Linked DNA regions of Homo sapiens: region 1 is linked to region 2. Evidence: read pairs that join two places in POLR2A ChIA-PET (ENCODE). Cell type or tissue: GM12878. All regions are shown on one strand. Each heading gives the region's core, and the rest is flanking DNA. Links, peaks and the distances in the headings are about the cores only.

Region 1 (10,998 bases), core at 5,008-9,007, 110 kb before region 2:
CAATTCAGTTATGTCTGCTAAATTCAATACTGTAAATCCACATCCAAGTTTATAAAGAATAATAAATTTGATGATTGCTTCTTGCATTTTGCTTGAAAAGGGTTATTCTAGCTATTTCCTTAATCATACTTCTTTAGAGAAATTAAGGACCATGGGAGACCAGGTAACATAATTTTCAAAGAAATTTCTGTCAAGTCTTGTTTCGAACCCCATTTTCTGCCCTGAGCTTCAGCTTTCTTATCCGTAAACTGGAGTTAATACCTGCCTCTTAGGAGAGTGAAGATAAAATAAAATAATGTATGCAATGTGTGGGGCTTGGCCTGTTATTATTTGGCAGATGCAAAGGCAGATACACTGAAAGGCTGAAATGGAATTGCTATTGGAAAGTGAACTAATCAAAAGGCACCTTGAAATCTGTACATTGATTTAGAAAATTTAAATTGCAACTTTTCTTAAATATGTAGTATGCAAATCATTGTACAATTGTATTCTGAAGAATAGTAGCAAGTGGTAATAATTTTTATTATCTCATGCCACCTGGTGTCTTGACCAAGTTACTACAATCCGTAATTGTGACTTTTTTGGGCGGGTGGTGGGGTTTGTTTTCTTCTGTTTTCCAGAGAGATAAGGCATCTTCCATAATTATGAATTCTTAATAAAAACAATCCTAGTTAATATTACTAGACTTTTCTTCTGGAACTGGCACATATACATCTTTTACATGTGTTTACACATGTAAATTAATTCAACAAATACTTATTGAGCGATTGGTATGTACAAGTAACTTGTATGTATCATGTGATTTTGTCATCATGACATCCTTCTAGGTAGTTTTAATGTTCTCTCCATGAGACTTGACGGGTTAAATGATACACTCAAGGTCATTCAGCTAGAAACAGAGCTGGTATCTAAACCAATTACTTATCTCACTGTGTCTATTATAGCATATAACAGTTAATTTACACTAACTTATTTGTACAGCCAGTTTTCTTTTACAAGATGATCCTTTGAATATAGCAACCCTATGAAGAATCTTTAATAGAGTTGCTTTCTTTGGGGCTGAATGTTTATTCCATTTTAATTTCTCTTTTAAGTTTTATCTTTTTGTTATATCTTTTAGTTATATCTCTTTGAAAGACTTTTTAGTGGTTGCTGTAGGAATTGTAAGGAATTATTGCTCTAGGGGTCTCATTCTTAACGTATCACTTCTACTTAGATTTAATATCATATTACTTCATGCAAACTGTAAGAACCTTGGAGAGTATAATTCCATTTATACTCCACCCTTTATCCTATTATTGTCTTATATTTTACATGTAAATACATTACAAACCCCACAACACAGTGTTATAATTTTTACTTCATTTATTTTATTTTTTTATTTTTGTTTAAAGATGGGGTCTTGCTATGTTGCCCAGGCTGGTCTTGAACTCCTGGGCTTAAGCAAACCTTCCACCTCAGTCTCCCAAAGCACTAGGATCATAAGAGTGAACCACCACATCCACCTATAGTTTTTACTTTAAATACTCATTTGTCTTTTAATGGAATTAAGACATGAAAAAAGATGATACCTTTTATATTTCCTCACCTACTTATGGCTTTTGATCCTTTTCACTCCTTTCATCTAAAAATCATTTCCTTTCTTTCATTTCTGGTCTGGTAATTTGATTCTTCTCTTTTTCTCTTGGTCAATCTAGCTTAAAGTTTGTCGATTTTTTTTGATGTTTTCAAAAAACCTAGCTCTTGTTTCCTTCCTTCTGATTGCTTTAGACTTAGTTTATTCTTTTTTCCCCCCGGTGTCTTAGGCCAGGAATTTGGGTTATTGGTTTGAGATCTTACTTCTTTTTAAATCAGGCATTTACAGTTGTAAATTTTCCTCTAAGCACTACTTTAGTTACATATGTTTTAATATGTTGTATCTTCATTTTTATCCATCTGTAAGTATTTTCTAATTTCTTGTATCAGTCTGTTGTCACACTCTTATGAAGAAATACCTGAGACTGGGTAATTCATAAAGAAAAGAGGTTTAATTGGCTCACAGTTCTGCGGGCTGTACAGGAAGCATGGCCGGGGAGGCCTCAAGAAACTTGCAATCATGGCAGAAGGTGAAGGGAAGCCAGCACATCTTATGTGGCTAGAGCAGGAGGAAGAGAGATGGGGGGAGGTGCTACACACTTTTTAAACAACCAGATCTTGTGATAACTCACTGTCGTGAAAGAACAGCACCATGGGGGGAAATCTGCCCCCACAATCCAATCACCTCCCACCAGGCCCCACCTCCAATATTTGGGATTACAATTTGACAAGAGACTTGGGCTGGGACACAGACCCAAACCATATCATTTCCCTTTGATTTATTTTTTGACCCATTTGATTTGTAATTTAATTCTTTATTCCATTGTGGTCAGAGGACATACTTTGCATTATTTCTATTCTCTTTTTCCTTTTTGTTTTAGAGATGGGGTCTCACAATATTGCACAGGCTGGAGTGCAGTGGCTATTTACAGGTGTAATCATAGTGTACTACAGCCTGAAATCCTGGGCTCAAGTGATTCTCTTGTCTCAGCCTCTTGAGTAGCTAAGGCTATAGGTGGACACCACCATGCATAACTCTTTCTATTATTTTAAATGTATTGAGGTTTACTTTATGGCCTAACACATACTGTATCTTGGAGAAGGTTCTATATACACCTGAGAAAAACATATAGTCTGGTGTTTTTAGGTGGAGTGTTCTATAAATACCTGTTAGGTCTAGTTGGTTTACAGTGTGTTTAAGTCTTCCATTTCCTTGCTGATTTTCTGCCTCGTTGTTCTACCCACTATTAAAGTGAGTTATTGTAGTTCCAACCATTGTTGTAGAATTGTCCATTTCTCCCATCATTTCTGTCAGTTTTTGCTCCGTGTATGTTGGTACTCTGTTGTTAGGTGCATATATGTTTAAAATTGCTTATATTTTCCTTATGAATTGACCCTTTTGTCTTCATAAAAGTATCCTTCTTTATCTGTAGAAACCGTATTTTTGTTTTAAAGTCTATTTTTTTCTAATATTAGTATAGCCTCTCTACCTTTCTCATGGCTGGTGCTTGCAAGATATATCTTTCTATTCTTTTACGTTTAAGTATTTGAATCTAAAGTGTGTCTTCTGTAGACAGCATTTATTTGGATCTTGATTTTTCATCCAGTTTAACAATCTCTGCTTTTTATTGTCTATGTTCTTTTTTTACCTCTGTTAAAATGATTACTTTTTCCATTTACCTCTGTTAAAATGATTACTTTTTCCTTTTTCAGTCTGTTGATATGGTGAATTGCATTGCTTGATTTTCAAATGTTAAATCAACCTTACATTCCTATGAATTCTTATGTCCATTTGGCCTTGTTATACTGTTATTTTTATATATTGCTTTATTATATTTGCTTTTTTAAAGATTTTTGCATCTATCCTCATGAGGAATATTTGTAGTTTTCTTTTCTTATAGTGTCTTTATCTGATTTTAATATTAGGTTAATATTATCATAAAATGAGTTGGAAAATATTACCCTCTCTTCTATATATTGGAAGATTTTTTTATATAATTGGCATTATTTCTTACTTAAATGTTTGGTAGAATTCACCAACGAAGCAATCTGGGCTTGAAGTTTTGTTTGTTGGGACATTTTAAGGTATAAATTTAGCTTCTTTTGTAGATTTAGGACTATTCAGATGATCTTTCTGCTCCAAATAAAGCTTTCTCTAGACTCCCTCTACCTGTGTGAGCCAAATGTTGTCTGTTTATTTTTCATTTTCCCATAAATTTTTAGTTTGTAGATGTCTCTGTCCTAACTATGCTGTATATGTAAAATGTGTGTGTTTAATTTGCTCCCCTTTACTCTTTCTTTTTAAAAGAGAGGATATAAGAATATTCAACTTTACCACCATTTTCTACAGAAATTCCTAAGTATATTTAAGTAGTCTTCTAGTGGCAATTTTCCAGTCTATGTTGAAGAATTCAGAGGAAGTACTTTCATAGTGGGTTTTTTTCTTTTCTTTTTTTTAATGACTAGAGGGACCACATGGGTACTTCCTGGGCAGGATAACTATATAGTCATTAGGTCTTTTTTTGGCTTCCAAGCATCAATTCTCCCTTTGGTTGGTAGCAGTCCCTTGAGTTATGTCTGGGAAATCTTTTTTACTTTGTATATAGTCTTGGTCAGTAGGATACCCTACTGTTCCTTAGTCAAGGGATAGTAATGAACTAATCTAAGCTAGTCAGATTCTCTCTCCTAAAAACTGAATCTTGAGCAGAATCACATAAAGACATTGGAGCCAATTCATCCTATGAGTTTTAATATTCTCACACATTTCTAAATTAACTCCTGTTACCTGAATCTCTGGGGCCATCCTGGTTTCTGTTCTTTCTGAGGCTGCTTTTTTTCTTCAATTTTTGTGGGCCATCCTGTATTTTGAAAAGTAATCATAATTCTGTGTAAGTTAGCAAGAAGTGATTTCAGTAGTTGTGACCTAATAACCCTACTTAATAAAAGAGTGAGTGGGGAAAGGTGGTAGCTGTTCTTTTCTGGACAGAGAACACAGTGTATATAAAGGCTGTTTGTTGTTTATAGGGTTTGTGTGATATGTGGACTATTTGTATCAAAGACACTGGATGGGGGAAAGCTTATTAGAAATGCAGATAGTCTACCCTAGGCCTACTGAATAAGAATTTCTCAGCGTGGGGCCTAGAGAATCTAAAATTTGAACAAGTTTCTCAGGGATTACTCTGAGAAATAAATTTGAGAAACACAGCATAAGACCACACATTTTGAAATATGAAAAATACAGACTGGAAAACTTTAAACTGCTTAAACTCAGCTTAGTCAGTTTAATCTCTTTGATCCTGTTTTCTCATCTGTAAAGTGACTGTAGCAAGACCTTGTCATCAAGTTGTTTTAAGAGATTAAAATGTGCATAGAAAAGATTTTGGTGTTTCTTCAGTAGAGGAGAGTTGCATCAGTTTTAAGTGTTTAGATTCCAAAACCTAAGTGCAAGATAAAACTTGTGACTAGCTAAAATTACAGTTGACAACAGTTTAAATCCACAATAATAATGTGTAGCTACATTTATGCATCATGTTGTAGAAAAATGCACTTTTAGTAACTATATTACTGAGAATGTTTCCTGAAGAGTTAGGATATGTTAGAATAGCTGAACACCATGTAAAGTAGGTTTGTGATTAGAAGCCATGTTCTATTTTTAAAAGATAAAAATATACACTGTTAAATTGTTTCTCAGTCATGCTCCAGGTGAAACAAGTATGGAAGAAGGACAGGTGATTCTCCATGTAGTGTCATTCCAGTAACAGCTTATGGATGCTCTAGTTTCTGAAATGTTACTACCTGATGAGGCACAGGAAGAGAACTAGAGAAATGGCTACCAGGTGCTAAATTCTTCCACCCAAGAATGCCCGTCTGTACTTGTGGTCAAATTCATTGACTGGCAAATCAAGACACATTGCTATGCCTGATTTCAGGTGGCTAGGGAAGTTCAATCTACCTGAGTTCCTAAAAGCAGAGGGAATAGAAACATTTGTATCAACACTGTTTTCCACATGGGGTCTGGATATTAGCATGTTTGAAAGCTCCCTAGGTGATCCTAACGTGAAGTCAAGGCGGAGCACCACTGGTCCAGGGCTTACACTGTTTGAAAAAAAAAAGGAAAGAATCAATTGCTCTACTTAAAGTCTCATGTGAATTTGGGTAGGTTAAATGTGTGCATCATGTGACATAGGCTGACTTCTATTTTACCTGTGTTTAGGAGTGGCTTTACATGGTGAGGAAATCAAATTGTCAAGGGTCTTTGGTGGTGACCACTGCCTGTCTGCCCCTTTGCTCTTCTCTCTTTTTCCACACTGGTCACCACCTGGTGTTCCCAATAAAGTTTGTGATGGAGGTAAGGTAAGATATGGGTCTCAAATTTCTTTTGTCCCAATATTCACAATTATGTAAGCCATAGTTTTAATTAAGCTTTGAGAAACCTAGCAGTACTCATAAATTACCTGGGGAAGTTTTAAAAAATCACTACTGCCGGGCTGGTATGTATTTTTACAGATGAGTAGCTCTCTCTAAAACACTGTTATACATACAGGCAGATATTAACATTTGTAGCCGTTTTCTGAGCCATTGATTGTATCTAAATCCTTCCCCTGGGCTGAGCCCAAACTTCCAATAATGTCACTTTTTGATGCCCTTTCTTCAGTGACTGGCTTACACGGCTTCTGTCTACATAGCATGGTTCAAAGTGCTTGGAAGACTGATCACAGTGCATCTCAAGCCCCTGCAGGAGATAAGAAGCCAGAGAGAAGTTGCCAAGATGCCGAGGAAGGGGAAGAAGGAATAACTCACATGCTGGATGGGACAGCTGGCTTAGACCAGGGGTTGGCTTAAAATAATGTTGATTGAAACACTGTCTCTGGCACATGCAAGGCTCTCAGTACACACTAGTGAATAGTAGAATCAGAATTCTTAAAATTAGAAGTACGCTAAACCACCTGTAAATGAAGCATAAATCCTCCCAAGAGGCTCCCTCAATAGTGTTCATCCATTTCGTGCTTGACTATTTCAGTAATAGAGAATTCATTACTTCCCATGACAGTCTACTTAATAAGAAGCTCTTTATATTACACTAGAATTTGCTTCTTCCTGTTTCTTATTCTTCCCTCCGGAGCTAAATAGTAAATTTAACCCCTCTACAAGGGAGCCCATCAAACTTTGAGGGAGAGTTAATACATCACTTTTAAAATCTTATCTAGACCAAATATCTCTAGATTTTTAACCCTTCTCCAAATGACTTTAGGTCATATTTGAAGAAATCCACAAAACACTTTATAAAAACTCTTTAACCATGTAAACATCCTCCTAATAGTTTATCAAAAGCATCCATAGTTTATCAAAAGCATTCATCCAGTTAGCTTCTGTTCCTGCAACCAAGTCTCTGACTGTTATGCCCCTGTCCCCTGAAAGATATGTTGAGCTTGACACTCCCCTACCCCCAAACCCAGTACCTAACCCCTGGCCCTCAGAATTTAAGCTTATTTGGAAATAGGGTCATGGCAGATGTAATTGATTAAGTTAAGATGAGGTTAGATTGGAGCAGTGTGGGCTTCTAATCCAATATGACTGGTGTCCTTATAAAACGATAGCTGTGCAAAGATATGGAGACGGCATGTGGTAACAAACGCACATACTGGATTTATGCAACTGCAAGCCAAGGGATGACAAAGAATTCCAGAGAACCAACAAAAGGGAAAAGAAGAATTTTCCTACAGGTTTCAGAGGGCGCATGGTCCCACTGACACCTTGATCTTGGACTTGATCAGAATCGCAGACAATACGTTCCTGCAACCAGTTTGTGCTGCTTTGTGACAGCATCCCTAGGAAACAAATACATTGGCTTTGAGTATATTCTGGACTTTCTTTTGATTCCAACAGGATCATTCCACTTAGTAATTCAGTGAAGTAAGGAAAATCAGGGAGCTTTTCCATTATCCCGAGTCCTTAGTTGAAACCGATTTCATATGAACAGAGTCTGTGAACTAATACACTGGATGTTAAACATGCTGTAGGGGGAATGAATCTCTTCATCAACATATTTAGATGGGCAAATATAACTTTATTTTTCTGTAATTTAATTTTTAAATAATAGTGCTACTGATATATAATTTACATATCATGAAATTCATCCTTTTAATGTACAATTCACTGGTTTTTAGCATAGAGCAAAGTTGTGCAACCATCAACATTACTTAATTTTAGAACATTTTCATCACTCAAAAAATAAACTTTAGGCCGGGCGCGGTGGCTCACGCCTGTAATCCCAGCACTTTGGGAGGCGGAGGCGGGCGGATCACGAGGTCAGGAGATCGAGACCATCCCGGCTAAAACGGTGAAACCCCGTCTCTACTAAAAATACAAAAAATTAGCCGGGCGTAGTGGCGGGCGCCTGTAGTCCCAGCTACTTGGGAGGCTGAGGCAGGAGAATGGCGTGAACCCGGGAGGCGGAGCTTGCAGTGAGCCGAGATCCCGCCACTGCACTCCAGCCTGGGCGACAGAGCGAGACTCCGTCTCAAAATAAATAAATAAATAAATAAATAAATAAATAAATAAACAAACTTTATATCCATTAGCAGTCATTCCCTACCTCCTGTCTCTGTTGATTTGTCTATTCTGGACTTTTTATAAATGTAATTGTATAATATATAGTATTTTAAACTGGCTTCTTTCACTTAGCGTAATGTTTTCAAAGTTCATCCATGTAACACTACTTAATTACTCTTTATTGACAGATAATATTCTATTTACAGATATATCAGTTTTGTTTAACCATTCATCATTTCATGGGTATTTGGATTGTTTCCACTTTTTTGCTATTATGAATAGTGCAGCTACGAATATTTGTGTACTAGCTTTGGTGAATACACCTTTTCATTTTTCTTTGTTATATACTTAGGAGTGGAATTGCTGGGTCATAAGATAATTATGTTTAAAAAAACAAAAAAGGAAGAGAAATAGAAGAACAAAATTAAAAAGATAACTGTGTTTAACATTTTGCGGAACTGTTTTCCATAGCAGCTGCATCATTTTACAGTCCCACCAGTGATGCACAATGGTTCCAGTTGCTATACAGCCTCACCAACACATGTTATAGATTTCTTTTTATTTTAATCATCCTAGTGGATATGAAGTGGTATCTCATTGTGGTTTTGATTTGTATTTCTTTAATGACTATTGATGTTGAGAATCTTTTCTTATGTTCATTGGCCACTTGCATATCTTCTTTGGAGAAATGTCATTCAAATCCTTTGTCCATTTCTTTAAATAGGCTATGTTTTTTAGAGCAGTGTTAGGTTCACAAAAAATTTGAGAGGAGGGTACAGAGAATGTCCATATGCTTTCCCCAAATACAGAGCTTCCTTAATCATCAACATTTGCACTGCAGTGGCACATTTGTCACCATCAAGGAACCTACATTAACACACAGTTGTCAACCAAAGCCCATAGTTTACATTAGGGTTCACTCTTGGTGGTGTACGTTCTATGCATTTGGACGAATGTATAATGACATATTTATATGTCCACCATTATAATATCATACAGAATATTTTTCCTACCCTAAGAATCCTCTGTGATTTTCCATTTATCCCTTCCTGCTCCCAACCCTTGCAACCCCTCATCTCTTTTATTCTCTCCATAATTTTGCCTTTTCCAGAATGTCATATAGATGGATTCATATAGTATGTAGCCTTTTTAGATTGGCTTCTTTCACTTAGTCATATAAATTTAAACTTCTTCCATGTCTTCTGATGGTTAAATATTTTTTTTTCTTTTTTTTCTTTTTTTTGAGAGTCTCACTCTGTTGCCCAGGCTGGAGCACAGTTGCGTGATCTGGGCCCACTGCAACCTCTGCCTTCTGGGTTCAAGCGATTCTCCTGCCTCAGCCTCCTGAATAGCTGGGACTACAGGTGCACACCACCACGCCCAGCTAATTTTTGTATTTTTAGTAGAGACGGGGTTTCACCATGTTGACCAGGCTAGTCTCAAATTCCTGACCTCAGGTGATCCGCCCGCCTCGGCCTCCCAAAGTGCTGGGATTACAGGCATGAGCCACCACACCCAGCTTAATATTTCTTTTTAGTGCTGAATAATATTCCATTAAGTTTATTTGGTTGCTTCCAAGTTTGGGCAATTATGAATAAAGCTGCTGTAAATATTCTGCACAGGTTTTAATGTGGACATACATTTTTAGCTTATTTGGGCAAATACCAAGCAGCACTACTGCTGGATTTCATGGTGAGAATATGTTAGTTTTATAAAAAACTAAACTGTGTTGCAAAGTGGCTATACCATTTTGCATTGCCACAATCAATGAATGAGAATTCTTTGCCCATTTTCTAATTGGGTAATTTTTCTTTTCTATTGTTGCGTTTAAGACTTTCAATCAGTATATTCTAGACACAAGTCCTTATCATTCTGATTGCTGGGTCTCCTCAAGTTCCCTGGATCTTGTTGCCATAGCTGCATCTCTCTTGGCCACATGGGAGAAGCATCCTGCTGTTTCAAATGCCATGACATGCTGGGTAGCCTGAGGATTTAGTGATACTTTTCTAGGTTCATCTACAAAGGAGGATACCTACAGGTCTTTCTAATCTATAGCTGTACCTCCATGGAAGGTGAGACAAACCATCTCTTATACTGGTATGTGATTTACAATCTTTTCTTTTAGCCCTAAGCTTTGTTTCCTAACTCATTCAGGTTTTTGAGGTTTAATACTCAGAAACCAGTCTGTAGAATTCAAACTTTTCTCTCAAATTATTGTCTCTGCTATCAAGTTTAAAATCTATTTTAAAATTCAAAAGCAATAATTTGATTTCTTTTTTTTCTGCCTCCATGATACCTCTGTTTGAGTTTGAAAGGAGGCAGATGCCAGGATGTAATACTGCAAAACTATCATCTTGCTATATAAAATGGTCGTCTAAAAGCAAGCTGAGACTAAACAGGTACAAGTTGCACAGGTAGTGAAGCTCAGTGAGAGCAAGTGATGCAAGAGTCATTCTGAAGGGTGAAGAGCAACTTTGCTTTGTATTCCAACTCCATAGTCATGGGTTCTGCAATTGGAAATAGCTTAAACAAAGAGGGGAATACATTTTAAGGATACGGTGATGTCTCATAGAACCCCAGGACCAGAAAGCAGTTAGGCCTTGGGAATAAATGGAATCAGGAACTCAAATATAATCACACTCTTCACCTTTTCTGGTTCACGAAATTACTGAAAACTCCCATTTTTTGCAGTTCCTAGTGGCATTTAAAGATAATCTGATCTTTCTTTCTAAACTACACTTCCAAAATTCCCAGAAAAGGACAGTTTCCCAAATTGAGTAAATGTGGCCAGGGCAAGGGGAATGGAGGAAAGTCCCACTGTAATAACATAGACATTTTCATGGTTACCAGGCAAATGGTGTGGTAGAGATG
Region 2 (10,998 bases), core at 3,124-7,123:
GTCTTATGACTCATTAGATCGCTGAGTTTTATTCGTTGTGTGTCAACTAAACCCCAATATATATCTTTTGGAACGCCTGATCAAGAAAAGAAAGCATATTAAAGGCAAAAACGATTCGTTGAACACACATTATCATACTCTATACACTAAAATGCCTCTGGGACACTTGAGGAATTCATACTTCTTGCTTAATCCTTGATACATGGTTTGGAAGTTATAAACCAAAATAAATATTTGCTCGGGGATAGAGAAAGGAGCAGAGTCTTTGACTGTTGCTCAAGGGAGTTAAAAAATTAGAGACTTAAATGGTCCTAGAAACCACAGCTAGTTTTTCCACTCAATTCTGAACTTGATATTAAAAAGCTAAGCTGGAGACTTCTGAAAAGCACAGTAGAAAATTCTTGAGTTTTGAAGTGCTTAAGAGACAGAGACCTACCCTGTGCCATGGGTGTGTGTGTGTGTGTGTGTGTGTGTGTGTGTGTGTGTGTGTGTAGGTGGATTGGCTTAAGAGAATCAGCTGTGTGAGTTCAAAGCCCTGAAATGAGTGGCATGTTGACACCGATGACCTATAGCTGCTTTTTAGTTGGCTACACTTGCTATTTGGTCTCAACCAGGTGTGTAGAATCCAGGTATATAGAACTCATATTTTGTGGGGCTGTAGTGACAAAATTGAAATTTTGAGGGGATTTAAACACATACTTGACCTTTTATTTGCCAAATTCTAAAGGTGTGAATGGTGAAAGGTAAGTAGAAAATATCTGGAAAGTGAAGCTATCACTTGGTAATGAAGTGACAAAGACCCATCATACTCTCAATTGAAAGCCATGGAGAGTTAGGTCTTACAATTAGAGGCAAACCAGATGTAGACCAGGTCATCTCAAACCCACAATACAGCCTCTACCCCTTTGAATTTTTTATTGAATTATGTACTTTTACTCTATCTGCGCAGCAGAGCCAAGGAGTCAATCCTCTCATTATCTGGAACTTCTATAAACCAGCATTCAATAAAAAACTAAGTAGATGAAGAGACAGGAGTATTTGATCAATAACAAAGGGGAAAGAAACAATAAAAAGCAGAAGCACAGCTGATCCAGATATTGGAGTTAGCAGACAAGAACATCTTGATTGTTATGCTTAGGAACATAGAGAAAATAAGGAACAAAAGAGGTAAGAGGGTGGAGAATTACCCTAGAAAGTTTGTGTGTGTGTGTGTGTGTGTGTGTGTACATGTATGTATATGGATCAAGTAAACTTTGTGGAGCCATCAGAGAAATATATATCTGACAATAAGAACTCAATGAATAGGCTTATAACATATCGGACTCAGTAGATGATAGCAATAATGAACTGGAAGGCTAGTTAATAGAAAATGTCCAAATTGAAGCACAAGTCAGAAAAGAGGATAAAACACATTTGGGATCTGGTCAAAAGATCTGTCTTATATACAATTTGAATTCCAGAAAAAGAAGAGAGAGAAAATCTCTAACAGTATCTAAAAAAAAATTCTCATGAAGATTTCAGAACATCATTACACAAGCTTTGTTAACTTTTAAGATTATATTCAAAGAAAACCACACCTGTATGCACAATGGCATAACATCTTAAATTGCTGACTGTGCTAGCCTACAATTCTATATTCAGTGAAAATATCTTTTAAAAATTAAGATGAAATAAAAATAGTTTAGGCAAACAGATATTGAGAGAATTTATCACTAGCAGGCTCTCACTAAAAGAAGGTACTGCAAGGGAGCTCCCTTTGGCAGAAGGAAAATGATTCTAAAAGAAAATATGGAGGAGAGCATACACTATAGCTTAGTATTGATTATCCGAAACAGTAGTCATAATTTTCTGTGAAAGTTTAAGTTTAGTGAAGTTTAAGTTAAATATATGGAATTGAAATGTAAGACAATAAAAACACAAAAGCTAGGGGGTCTTACATGGAGTTAAAATATTCTGTTGTTCTAGGATTATTATGAAGTGTAATGTTCTGGTTAGGTTATAATCAAGGATACAAGTTATAATCTCCAGTGTAACAACTGAAATAACAGGGAATGAATGCATATCTAGCAAGTTAATAAGAGAACTATAAATTAATAAAAATATTTGGTTAATCCAAAATAAATAAGTATGAAAAATGGATGGGTCAATAGATAACAGATGATAAGATGATATAAACCCAAATATAGAAGTAATTAAATTAAATACAAAAAGATTAAATAAACCTAGTAAAAGTCTAAGATCCTCAGACTTCATGAAAAACAACTACCACCACCATGTGTAGCTTAAAAAAGGCATACTTTAAATATAAGGACATCAAAATGTTGAAAATGAAAGGATGGAAAAAGAAAGCTGGTGTAGATACACTAATTTCAAATAAAGCATTAAGGCAAAAAGGACTACTAGAAGTGAAAAGGAGCATTTCATTATGCCAAAGGGACCAGTCCACCTTAAATATATCATAATCCTAAGTCTATTTCATCCTTAATAACATAGTTTGAAAATAAATAAAGCCATAAACTAAACAAAGAAAACACAGAACTCAGAAGAGGTATGAACATATTCACAGTTACAGCAGGAGACTTTAAGACATCCCTCTTAAATCTTGCTTAATCAAGCAGACAAAATCTCGTGAAGTGTATAGAAGATCTGAACAAAGCAATTTGTAAAGTTGTCCTAATTGTGCACCAAACTATCAATAGAATATGTAGCATTTGTCAAAATTGGCCAAATGCTGGGGCATAAATATAACCTTAAAAAATTCCAAAAGCTTGGAGTCATTGAGATTATGTTCTCTAACAATAGTGGAATTCAGTTAGAAATCAAGTGAAAGAAAAGGACAACTAGAAAAGCCTCGACTTCCTACAAATTAAGTACCTTACTCTAAATAACCGTGGATTACAGAAGAAACTCAAAAATTAGAAAAGAAACTGGACTGAATGTTAATGAAGATAGAATATATCAAAAGTTTCAAGAACCAGCTTAAGCCATGCTCAGAGGAAACTTTATAGCTGTAAATATATAAATTTAGGAAATAGGAATAAGAATTAAAAAAATTAATGATCTGAATTTCCATCTCCAGAAAGAAAATCAAACCTAGAGAAAGTAGAAGAAATGAAGTAATTAAGAGCAGAAATTACTGAAATTGAATCTGTAGAGAAATTTAATAAAGTAAAATTTAGATCTTTGAAGAGATTAATGTAATTGATAAACTTTTAACTAATGGAAAAAATAGGGTAGAAACAAAGGACAAATATTTGTTTGTATGATGAAGAGCCCACAGACAATGGTAAGACAAAGAGGATGTTATGAATAATTTTACAAATAAGTTTTGAGTAAAGTTGACAATTTTCTGGAAAAATATAAGTCATTCAACATTGATACAAGAGGAATTAGAAAATCTGAATAGTCATGATCTATTAAAAAATTAAATTTAATGTTATTAACTCTCATACAGAGAAAACCCCAGGCCTAAATGGCTTTATTGGTGAATTCTCTAAAATGTAGTCCTTATGCAAACCCTTACGGAGAGTGGAATCAAAGAGAAAACTTTCAAATTCTTTTTATAAGGCCAGCATAATCTTAATATCAAACGTATTTAGGACAGTATAAGAAAGGAAAATTATAGACAGCTTTTAAAATAAATGTAGAGCACATAATGTTCATAAATATTCACAAAGCAGTTGATACAATTCCTCATGTTAACAGAAAACAGGAAGAAAAACCTGACTACCTTGGTAGTGCAAGAGAAGTATTTATTAAAATTCAATATTTATTCATGATTAAAATTTCATAGCAACCTAGAAATGGAAGATAATTATCTTACTCTGGTGAAGATTAGTTGCAAAATGCCTGCAGCAAAAATTATAATTCCTAGTGAAATTTTGACAGCTTTCCTCTTGATATTAGGACTGTCTAGGGAAAAATTTCGTGATACGTATGTCAGAACTTTACACAGAAAATCACAGAATATTATTTAGGAAAATTAAAGGCCCATAAACTGAAGCATATAGCATGTTAGTGGATTGTAAGGCCAAGAAGAGCCAGAGCAATCTTGAAGAAGAACAAAACTGGAGGACTTAATTATCAAATGTTGAGATGTGTTATTAGTGCTGTAGTAATTATAACATTATATAGGTATAAAAATACACAAATAGACCAATGGAATAAAATAAGAGTCTAGAAACAGACCTGCTGGTTATCTGATTCAGGACAAAGGTGACTTTGCAATTTTGAGAGGAAGAGGTAGTTTTCTCAATAGAGGATGTTGATTCATTTGGGTACTATGAAAAATAATTATATTAACTCTTACCACACAAGCATCAGTTACAGCTGAGTTGCAGATCTAATTGTGAAAGGAAAAAATAATGCTCTTGGGAGAAAGCATAGGTGAATATGTTCATGTGATCTTGTGCACTAATAAAACACTAACGTTAAAAAAGGGCTGATAACATTGTGCTTCATTACATTTAAGAAAATTTATTCATCAAAAGGGTGCCAATAAGAGAGTAAACAGGTAATTACAGATTTGGAGAAACTCAAGGAAACTTATATCTGGAAATATAAAGTACTTACACAATCAAAAAGAAAAGACCAATATCCAATAGAAATATGGGTAACAGTCTTGAAAAGGTACACTAAGTGTTGGCAATAATGTGGAGCAATTCAACTCTCATAGACTATTGTTGGTAACATAAATTTGTACAACCATTTTGGAAAATTGTTTGGCAGTATCTACCTGAACCCTATAACCTAGCAATTCCAATCCTGTATGTGTATATGTGAAGAAATATACAAAAAAAAAAAAAAAAAAACCAGAAGCGTTCATAGGAACATTACTTCTAGTAGCCCCACACTGTAAACTGCCGAAGTACTCATCAACTAGAGAATGGATCAATAATAAGTATAATATTGTTCAGCGATGAGAATAAATGAACTAAAAATGTAATGGAATAATGTATATTCATCTCATAAACACAAAGAAGCCAGACTCAAGTAAGTACATACTGAATGATTTATTTTATATAGAGGTAAAAAATAGACAAAACTAATTGATGATGTTAGAAGTCAGGCTAGTGATTATCATGAGAGTGGTTAATAATTGGAAGAGTGTGTAAGGGCTATGAGTTGCTGGTAACAGTTTCTTGTTCTGAGTGCTGATTATTCAGGTTAAATTTTTGAAAACTGAGCCGAACACTCATTTGGTGCACCTTTTTTGTATATATGTTAAACTTGAACAAAATTTTTAAAAAAGAAATAAAAAGAAGCACTATCTTCTGTTTAATTCATTTCCTTTACTTCACATTGTAGTGAGCCCTTTTATGGACTCAGGGAGAGAGAGCCTTGGTGTCCTTAGCCAGGAAGATTTTCCTTTTATCATGCAGCTCTGTCCACACCCTTCGTTCAGTTTCTCCCTGCAACTCAGCTCAGCTGTCATGCTGATGTGAAACAGGAGCTCATAAGTAGGGCTGTTCTCTCTCAAGCCTTCCCAGGAGTAAGAACAGTGGTTAGGGTTATGGGCTTTAATGGACTTTCCTGCTGACATGCAGACCACATTCAAAATGAGTTAAAAAGTGAGCTGCCGTGTTAACAAAACAGTGGCCAGGCCGAATAGCTGTTGAGGTGCTGTCAAGCTTGAAAGGAAGATTTTTCTTAAATAAGGAGAAATTCAGAGAAGGTGCCTTCAAAAATAAGAACTTGATTTTGGCAGGAGAATAAACAAAAGGCTTTGAAAGAAACTCAGATTCTCAAGCATCGTTGTCATTTAATCTAGAATCAACTACATAACAACACTGCAAAAAAAGAACTGAAGCACAATCATTTACAAGGTCTAGGTGATTTTCACATATCTATAGAGAAGAAAAAACTGACACTTATAATTCTGACATGTTTAAACTTTACCTGAAGATTAAATTATGCTAATTATTAAAATGTATAAGAATTTGCCTTTATACCGTACAGTCTTTTTAATTTATCTTTTTCTGGTGTGTCCTGCCTCCCAGATTAAATTCCAAAGCATATCCTGCTGGCTTTGCCTACATAATATGTCCAAAATCTGACCACTGCTTGATCCTGCTGCAGACTACTAGCATTTCTCTCCTGGGTTTTGGCCATAGCCACCTAACAACTGTCTTGCGCTTCTGACCTTTCCTTGCCATAGGCAGAGTTGATACTTTTAATCTGAGTCATATCATGTTCCTTCTAGTTTCAAAAAGCCTCAGTGATTTCCCATTGAGAGAGAAGTCAAATTCCTTACCATGGCCTACAAGAATTTACCTGATTTCATCGCTTTCCACCTCCTACCACCCATCCACCCTTTAGAAAATGTTCTTTCTCCAGCAAGCCCCTTCATTCACTCTGTTATTCTATCAGGGGAACCTGCCCCCAACATTTCAACATAGATTCTTTCTATTTTCCATAAGTGTTGGCTGGCTGAGAAATAAAGAGAAAGAGTACAAAGAGAGGACTTTTACAGCTGGGCCACCGGGGGTGACATCACATATCAGTAGGACTGTGATGCCCACCTGAGCCTCAAATCAGCAAGTTTTTTATTTATTAAGGGCTTCAAAAGGGGAGGGGGTGTAAAACAGGGAGTAGATACAAAGATCACATGCTTCAAAAGGCAAAAAGCAGAACTACTAATAAGGGTCTAACAAAGAGCACATGCTTCTGAGGGAACAGGACAAAGGGAAAAAGCAGAACCACTGACAAGGGTCCAACAAAGATCACAAGGCAAAGGGCAAAAGCAGAACTACTGATAAGGGTCTATGTTCAGCAGTGCACCTGTTGTCTTGATAAGCATCTTAAACAACAGAAAACGGGGTTCAAGAGCAGAGAACCGGTCTGACCACAAATTTACCAGGGCGGAGTTTTTCCCCACCCTGATAAGCCTGAGGGTACTGCAGGAGACCAGGGCGTATCTCAGTCCTTATCTCAACTGCATAAGACAGACATTCCCAGAGTGGCTGTTTTAGACCTTCCCCCAGGAATGCATTCCTTTCCCAGGGTATTAATATTAATATTCCTTAAAAGAATTTAGCGATATCTCTCCTACTTGCATGTCCATTTATAGGCTCTCTGCAAGAAGAAAAATGTGGCTCTTTTTGCCCGACCCCGCAGGTGGTCAGACCTTATGGTTGTCTTCCCTTGTTCCCTAAAAATCACTGTTATTCTGTTCCTTTTCAGGTGCCCTGATTTCATATTGTTCAAACACACATGTTTTACAATCAATTTATACAGTTAACATAATTATCAGAGTGGTCCTGAGGTGACATATATCCTCAGTTTACGAAGATAACAGGATTAAGAGATTAAAGTAAAGACAGGTGTAAGAAATTATAAAAGTATTATTTGGGAACTGATAAATGTCCATGAAATCTTCACAATTTATGTTCCTGTGCCACAGCTCCAGCTGGCCCCTCCATTCGGGTTCCCTGACTTCCTGCAACATCATTCTGTTAGGCACTACTCAAATACCATTAAGGCCTTCCTTGACCAGCTTATGTGATACTGAATCCTATCAAGACTTCCTTTCACCTTTTCCTTCTTTCCTCTTCTCTGTAGTGATTAGCATGAGCTAAAATGTTACGTACTCTTGTTATTTACATTGTTGATCTTTCTTCCAAGTTCTGTGACAGCAGAAATTTTTGTCTTTTGGTTCAAAAATTCCCAGTACCTGCAACAATGACTGTGATAGGATTGGTGCTCAATAAATACTTGCTGAAAAGTAATAAATATTAGCAAGAGAAAGTTTAACAATGCTATGAAAACTGTTGTAATATTAAAATGTTTTCAATTTGGTGCTTCTTCTTGGTGCTCATAAAAAAGTTTAAAAAGTAACTTTAGAACAGTATTCTATGAATAAATACATTAGTTTATTCTAAATTGAAATATTTATTTAAAAGTTTTAAGTTTTGCTTTGACCTTGCATTTGACTTTTCTTAATGGTTGTCTATGTTTCATAATGGCATATAGAAATTATTTATTTGAATTCTTATTAGAATAGGAACAATTTATCTACTTTGAAAGGCAAAGTGAAATTGACTGTACAGTAAACTTCAGTTATTCTTAATTTCTAAGACATGAGTTTTATGGATAATTACATTTTCTGAATAGATGGGAGTTACTATTTGTATAGCAGCTTTTAAAACTGGGTCTGTCCTGAATTTCGTAGCCATCACAGCCACTGTGCACTGCTTTAGATGAGGGTTCTTCTCTGTTCAAATACACCCTGTTACAAGATACTGTCTCCCAGTCTTCCCTCCCCCTCACTCTCTGCCCAAAGCAATCTCCTACCTTTTTGAAGTTCTTGGGAAGTGTTTTTTTTTGTTTTTTTTTTTTTAATTTTAACAAAATTAGAAAATGATAGAGAAAATATCTTCATTTCTGTTCCCTCCATTTTTCTCTCCAGCTCTTTTTCCTGCTTTCCCTTTCTTTTCTCTTTTAAACATAGGTTATGTAGTAGAAGATGAAGACATACTCATAGAAATGAATAGTTGTTCTTTGGGTACATATTGGGCATCTCTAGTCTCAAGATATTTTAGGGGTAGTCTATCATAGGAGCAGGATAAGGCCTTAGGGGAAAGGAGCTAGAAGTAATTCAGCTGTGGCATGAGGGAGTGACAGTAGCTGGGAGGGAGGGCTCAGTGTTCTTAGATTTAGCATTCTTTCCTCCCATCCTTTCACCCCAATTATTTCCATTCTTGCTATAGAAGACTTCACTGGGGGAACTGGATAATAGCAGGACAGGCACTAAGGCTGGCAGAGTTAGTGGGAATGGAGACGATCAGGGAGCAGAGGTCTTCAGCAAAAAAGGAAAGGGAAATTGTAGAGCTGGAATGGGGAAGGAGTCAAACCTTAGTAATTGGATGAAGGACCAAGTTTGTTTACTCTTTGCATTTGCACCTGGGTGTTAATCACCAAGTATTTGTGAATGGTGCAGAAGATGTTCTGAAGACCCATAGATTAAATTGGAAATTTAATTCTGATTTGTTAGACTGAATAGCTTTAAACTGGTTTTATGGAGAAGTTGAAGAATTTGTCTATAGAGAATCTCTAATATTTAAGTATTGCCAGTTAAAATATACATTTTAAAAATTGGTTACTTGAACTTAAGTGAATAATTCCGTGACTGAATACTAGCTATTTTGTTTGAGGCTGTGTCTGTTTGAGGGGAGCAGAGGGGGACAGAAAGTGAGTTAATGAAATCAAGAACATTCTCAAACAGTTGAGGGGTTGGGATGGAAAGGGAGCTAGTAACTACCTATAACCACTAGAGGCCTCTCTTAGGCCAAGTTTCATGGTTAATACCACTAGGTTTCCACAGCGGGGCCTGGCTCTGCCATTGTAAATTAAACATATGTTATAATTCTGAATAAATAGTATGACAGTAGTTTTATTCTAGGGCATTATTATAATGTAACCTAAATGGTTTAGCTTATATATCAGAATAACTGATGATCTCGTGAATTGAAAACAACAAATTAGAATTATTTTCTCTCTTCTTTTTCTCTAAACCTTTAGTTAAAAATGTAATCAAAGACTATTGCTAGGTAAAATTATATGTCTTCTTGACCGTACAAGGATATATGGGTTTAAAATTATTCTTGTTACATGTTGTGTTTAATTGTTGAGAGTAGTTTATATTTCTGAGGGTAGACTATAATAAAGTCATTTTAAGTCATATGTTAAAAATTATGTGTATTTCTTTCATGCTTATAATAAGCCTCTAATATAAAAAAAAACTAAGAAATGATTCAAAGATCTGTTAGACTTAAATGCTTTTCCTTAGGCATAGGGAAAAATGGTCTCATTTTGTGTGAGTTTGGAATTATTTTGGATATGGTTTGACCTTGCAGAGAAAACAGGTAGGGCGGTGCCCTCCTCTCAGATGAGAATAGTTTGTTTCTCTGTTCCAAAACAGGATGGCTGACAATTTGAAAGTTGGTCCCTCCTGCCAAGTCATTCTTCCTGTAGGATTTTCTTTGTCATGATCACAACTAGTTAGTTGTTGTACTAATTGGAACAAGTTCTAGGCTGTTGGATGCTATATTGGGATGTGGCTACTACATTGATTGTCCTGCCTGACAGCCCTTGGCCACTTCCTTTAAGTCCCATGAGGGCAGGGAATTTTGTGTATTATGTTCATTGCTATATCTGCAAGAGTCCTGAAGAGTTTAGAATATAGTAGATGCTCAGTAAATATTTGTTGAACCATCTGAAAAATAACGTGGCATTTGGTTTTTCAGTGAAAGAAATTAAAGAACTGGTAAATCCTCTAGGAAGAAAATACACTGAGATTATCAGTCATGCCATGGGGTCTATTTTTATTATGATTTACATTTTAGGTACATTTTAAAGAAGATTAAAATAATAACTATGGGTTCTGACCTAATGTTATATATATATACTTTTTGTTTTTTTGAGACGGAGTCTCGCCGTGCCACCAGTCTGGAGTGCAGTGGCACGATCTCCACACTGCAATCTCCGCCTCTGGGGTTCAAGCCATTCTCCTGCCTCAGCCTCCTGAGTAGCTGGAACTACAGGCGTGCACCACCATGCCCGTCTAATTTTTTGTATTTTAGTACAGACAGGGTTTCACCATGTTGGCCAGGATGGTCTTGATCTCCTGACCTCGTGATCCGCCTACCTCGGCCTCCCAAAGTGCTGGGATTACAGACGTGAGCCACCGTGCCCGGCCAATGTATCTTACATAATAGGACTTAGTTCCTGGTAAATGGTAAATTAAAAAAGTTAAAACTACATATGTTATGCATGTTTCCTTTTGTATTCAAACAGTTCTTCTAATTAGACATCAGTGTCATTATTTTATAGGGAAGAAAACTGAGGTTTGGGGAAGGTGGAGCAGCTTACAGCCAGTGGGGGACAGCACTGGCTTCAACCCAGGTTGCTGGATAATAAAAATTGTCACTTGAGAGTTTTGCTGATCAAATGCTTCTAAATGTCAGCTTAGAACATATTTTATCATATGTCAGGAATTTT

Evidence for each region. ChIA-PET counts read pairs that join two places held together with the same protein. Peaks named below come from ENCODE experiments on the same cell type or tissue, not always from the same donor. Only the 100,000 strongest peaks of a DNase experiment are listed, where the experiment ranks them.
Region 1: POLR2A ChIA-PET joins it to region 2 with 8 read pairs; 3 of 35 experiments call an interaction of 5 or more read pairs at or near these places.

What each region holds. Positions count from the first base shown.
Region 1 is chr6:80,093,686-80,104,683 of GRCh38, forward strand. No RefSeq gene overlaps it. Among named protein-coding and RNA genes, the nearest start is that of BCKDHB, 7.5 kb to the right of the region's middle. In GM12878, for the core only: no CTCF peak of the experiment used is centred there; no DNase peak of the experiment used is centred there.
Region 2 is chr6:80,205,344-80,216,341 of GRCh38, forward strand. All of the region lies in intron 8 of BCKDHB (branched chain keto acid dehydrogenase E1 subunit beta), which reads left to right. Among named protein-coding and RNA genes, the nearest start is that of BCKDHB, 100 kb to the left of the region's middle. RefSeq lists a silencer at 6,749-6,943. In GM12878, for the core only: no CTCF peak of the experiment used is centred there; a DNase peak (open chromatin) is centred at 5,490.